Regions from separate parts of the Homo sapiens genome. Here region 1 is linked to region 2. A link is a loop called in an ENCODE intact Hi-C map of the cell type or tissue named here. Cell type or tissue: PC-9. All regions are shown on one strand.

Evidence for each region. Peaks named below come from ENCODE experiments on the same cell type or tissue, not always from the same donor. Only the 100,000 strongest peaks of a DNase experiment are listed, where the experiment ranks them.
Region 1: it touches region 2 in a loop (9-fold over the local background); 1 of 110 quality-filtered maps calls a loop at or near these places.

What each region holds. Positions count from the first base shown.
Region 1 is chr22:32,134,772-32,137,271 of GRCh38, forward strand. No RefSeq gene overlaps it. Among named protein-coding and RNA genes, the nearest start is that of C22orf42, 23 kb to the right of the region's middle. In PC-9, no CTCF peak of the experiment used is centred here; a DNase peak (open chromatin) is centred at 1,410.
Region 2 is chr22:32,049,955-32,052,454 of GRCh38, forward strand. SLC5A1 (solute carrier family 5 member 1) reads left to right here. Exons shown (of 15, transcript NM_000343.4): 2 at 1-60. Among named protein-coding and RNA genes, the nearest start is that of SLC5A1, 7.9 kb to the left of the region's middle. In PC-9, no CTCF peak of the experiment used is centred here; a DNase peak (open chromatin) is centred at 997; H3K27ac peaks cover 1,977 bases.

The sequences.
Region 1 (2,500 bases), 85 kb after region 2:
AAAAAAAAAAAAGAATGGGAAATCTGGATTTTTCATTTTAAATCTCCCTAAGTGGCCAGATGATATTAAACAAACACTGTGTGGTGCAAATAAAACATATGTGCAGATTGGATTTCTCTAATTTGTCACCGGTGTGCAGCCTCTGTCGCACCCGATGGCTAAAGCAGGTCGTGCGTAGAGCGGCTGCCGCACCTTGGCTCATGCTTCCCCTGTGGGAGCGCCCCGTGACCCAGCTTGTCTTCTCATCTTTAAAAACCCATTCAAGGCCGGGCGTGGTAACTCACACCTGTAATCCTAGCACTTTGGGAGGCCGAGGAGGGTAGATCACGAGGTCAGGAGTTCAAGACCACCTGGCCAAGATGGTGAAACCCCATCTCTACTAAAAATAGAAAAATTAGCTGGGCATGGTGGCGGGCACATGTAATTTCAGCTGCTCGGGAGGCTGAGGCAGAGAATTGCTGGAACCCGGGAGGCAGAGGTTGCAGTGAGCTGAGATCATGCCACTGCACTCCAGCCTGGGCGGCAGAGCGAGACTCCCTCTCAAAAAAATAAAAAAAATTCAAGGTCCGCCTTTCCCGTGTTCCTGCCTTCCCTCATCACCCCAGCCCACTACCCCAAACTCAAAGCATTTGCTCTCTGTTCCCATCACCCAGCACTAAATGGAGATTGTTCTCCTGTTATGTGTACTTGCATTTACCTGCTCACCAGATTTTAAAATCTCAAAGGCAGAGACTGGATTTTACAACAGTTTAATATTTGCACAATATTTGAGAGTCTGCACAGAACATTTTGAGATTTGTTTTCTCAGTAGTTCCTTACAATTCCCATATTGTAGGTAATGACAGTTTTAATGCCACTGAAATAAAAACATAAAGTGACTGCCTAAGAGTCACATGGTTTATGGCAGAACTAGGACTCAAGCCCAGTTCTTCTGAAATCCAAATCCAGGCCACTTTCACCCATGCCCTCGTGGTGCCCAGCCCTGTGCCTCATAACCCGGGTGCTGAGGTGGAGCAGCTCCCATCCAGGTCCCAAGATAGGCTCCCACTGCTCCAGACGTCCCCATGGATTGCCCCCAGCAAAGGACCTCCTGCCAGCAGCTCCGGGAAGGAGCTCTGCAGAGAGCCCTTTGGAAGCCAGAGCAGAAAGGGAGCAGGCACCTGCTGGACAACTGGGCCTCCATCCAAGTCAGATTCCTTCCAGGACAAAGCTGCTCTCCTTCACCCAGAACACCACTGTCACCTCCTCACAGAGGAGAAACATCTTTGTTCTTCCATCTCAAAAGAGCTGGCTTTGCTGATATGACAGGCCCCAAAGAGCAAGTCAGCCTCATCAGCAGTTTTTCCTCCTCCCTCCTCCGCATTCTTCCTGGTGCGTCATCTTCCAAGGTGACACATACATTGTGGCTTTGGCAGGACTCCTGCCTGTTGGGACTCAGGAAGTTCACTTTGTCCTCCTAAGTCTCTATGTTGACACGCCCTTGCCTGTAAACACAAGAATTGAGAGGGGATATGATGATTCCAGAGATAGGAAATTGATCTCTAACCAAATTTCACATCTTAAGAAGGCCTGTGACTCTGGGACCACGGGTACCATGTTGAGAAGGGTTCCACCCAGTGGTCATGAGCACAGACCTTGTTCTCAGACCTGATTCCTCCAGGCAGGTTATTTGACATTTATGAACCTCAGTGTTCTCTGAAATGGGGATCATCCCCTGACTTCTGAGGGCAGTTAAATGAGATCAAGCATGTAAAGCTCTTAGCACCAAGCCTAGTGTATGGTGTGTGCTCCATGCATGCTGTGCTGGTTCTTACCGGGTGCCAGAGCTTGTGGAGAAAGCAGCGTGAGCCATCCTGCTTCCCTGCGACTCTCCAGAACCAGCAGCCTAATGTAAGGGGCCGCGTTAAGTATCAGAGAGGGAGAAAGGATCATTTTCATTTACTCAGCATCTCTCAGATATCAAGGACCAGATACCTAAGTATGTTGTCTCATTCAGTTATAAAGGCCCCGTGAAGTGAGTTTCGGTTGCACCTTTCTTTAGGACGGTCAGCTGGGTCTCTCTGCTAAACATCAAGCGCTGTGACACAGGCTCATACAAAAACTACTCCCTAGGACCCCCTATGCCCCCCTCCCCAGCCCCCACCTGCAGCTGTGGTGCAGGAAAGCTGAACCCCTGACTCCGGTGGGCATTTGCTCAGCAGGGTGTCCACAACTCTGCCTGCGCTTCTGAAGCTGAGATGAGACAGTCAGCCCCATGCATACAATGACAGGATGTCTGGAAATGCAGAGGCCCAAGGAAATTCATGTCTGGATCAGGTTTTCCCTTTGATTGTGGCCCAGGAATGGGAATGAGCTCCTGGGAGGGCGTTTGCTTCCCTAAGGAGTGAAGTGGCATGGAAGGGGACAGGGATTCTCTACGTTATAGGGTTGTGGTAACCCTGATCTCTTGGTGACCACAAAGTAAGAGCAGGGAGGCATCCTCAGGTATCCCCAATGCCCC
Region 2 (2,500 bases):
ACCAATCGTGGGACTGTTGGAGGCTTCTTCCTGGCAGGCCGAAGTATGGTGTGGTGGCCGGTAAGTTTTCTCTGAAATGCTATTTACATAACTGCTTAACTGATACTCCCTTTAGGAACTCATTTTCTTCTTGGCTTTGGGTGGTGGTGATTCTAGGATTCAAGGATCCCAACCAGATTCTTGACAGTGAGTCTCATGCTCATCGGGTCTCCTGGGCACCCTTAATCTCTTGTAGTAAGGGAATAGCCTTTAAATAAATCACCCTTAGAGTCCTTCAATAAAATACAAAGTTGGTTCAAAGCCTATCATTGGTCCATAAATCCATAACCAGAATATTAGTTCTCAAATGCGCTGGCCCAAGGAACATATCACAGGGGTCAGAGGCTCTCCACTGCTGACATCTCACTTGCCCTTTGCCCCTCCATCTGCCTTTATCCCAGTCGCTTTGTGCCACAGGAAGAGTGGGCAGCAGAGAAGCTTCTGGAAGAAGGAACAACTTGTATTGACCTGGGTTGATATACCTGAGACAGAGAGGGTTTGGGTTGTCACCCACAAGAAAAGTAGGAGAAAATCAGAGCTCATAAAGTCTGAAAACATACTGGATAGAGGAGAGACTGGTTTTGGGCATTCCTGGGGTTTAGGGGGCTTTGAAAGGAGTGGTTATGACCTGAAACAGGTGAAGATTCAGAAACTCTGGAAACAGACTCTGTTCCTGAAAACTGAATGAGGCCCAGAGAGAAAAACAGTTTGTGTGTTGGCTTGAGGATAGAAGCAAGGGACAATCAGAGGGAAGGAGCAAGGACTCCAGGATTGAAATTACAAGAAGAGTCAGCTTACATAGGGATCTGGGCTGGGAGGTCCCCGGAAGCCTGAGTCATGCTTGAGGCAAGCCAAGGCAACTCATCTGAGTAACATGAAACCATGAAACTGTACCTTACGTAACTGTGGGCTGGTTGGTGGCCCAGGATTCCCTTTTTATGTGGCACCAGGGTTTGCCACGTTTCACTCACAGCTGTCTGTGCGGAGATGTGATGGTAGGAAAGCTGTGAAGCTCAGGGGCTGAGCTTCGAAGGGGAATTCCCCACTCTTTGGATATTGGCAGCAGAAATTACACAGAGAAGTGAGGCCCCAGGTACACAGCCCAGTGAGAGACTCTTGTTTTGGAAGAGAGTTTGATCACACCTACCAGGACTACTGGCAGAGCCAGCTCCATGGGATCAGCTCCCTTAGATTCAGAAAGAAGCATTCCAAAGGGCAGGGAGTGGGAACTGCACAAGGAGCCACAGGATTTGGCTTGTTCCAGCTTTGTGACATTGGGCAATTCATTAATCTCTGAGTCTCTGAGAGTCTCCTCTATAATGTGGAGCTGGTCAGATAAGGAATCTCAAAGGCTCTTCCAGGACTAAAATTCTAAGTTTCAGCTAGGCACAGTGACTCACACCTGTAATCCAGGCATTTTGGGAGGCAGAAGTGAGAGAATTGCTTGAGCTCAGGAGTTCAAGACCAGCCTGGGCAACATAGCAAGATCTTATCTCTACAGAAAAATTAAAAACTAGCTGGGCGTGGTGGTGTGCACCTGTAGTCCTAGCTACTTGGAAGGCTGAGGTGGGAGGATCGCTTGATCTGGGAAGGTGAAGGCTACAGTGAGCCATGATTGCATTACTGCCTTCCAGCCTGGGGGACAGAGTGAGACCCTGTTTCAAACAACAACAACAACAACAAAAACCCCAAAAAACAAAAACAACAACAACAAAAATCCCAAACCCAACAACAACAAAACAACAACAAAATAGTTGACAAACTTTTTCTGTAAAGGGCCAGATTCTAAATATTTCTAGCTTTGCTGCTATGCAATCTCTGTCACAACTATTCCACTCTGCTGTTGTAACACAAAAACATCCAAGGAAAATGGATGAATGAATGGATGTGGCTGACTTTATTTGCAAAAATAGGTGGAGGGCCAGATTTCTTGTTTTGAGGACACACACAGACAGTCTCAGAACAGAGCCTGGCACACATTAAACCCTCAGGTTTAGCTCTTGTTCTTCTTTGCAACTGAAACCTATTGAAGGACTGTCATATCACTTATCTGATTGAATCCTCAATGATCTAGTGAGGTAAGTAGAGTGAAGATGATGATTAACCCCATGGGTTGCCCACGTTTACACAAGATAATGACAGAGCTAAGACTTCCTCTGATCTTCTGGTTATTCAGGTCTCTTTCTCCTTGTCTTTTGAGATGGAAATTTATGAGGCCAATTGGTGTGGCCTAAAGATTGGTCTGAAAACCAAGAAATTATTTCATTTGGGGCCGACCAGAGACCCTGATGAAAATTTTCCCTGAAGAAAGAGGACAGGTTCTCAAACTTTTCAAGTCCTCTTGGGTAAAATATATCTGATTTTATCGTTATGTTTCTAAAACCTAATGATCAGGTCAAAGTCCAGCCACTTATGATGTCACCAGAGGGGCCAAAGGGTGTCTTAGAAAAACCTGGTAGTC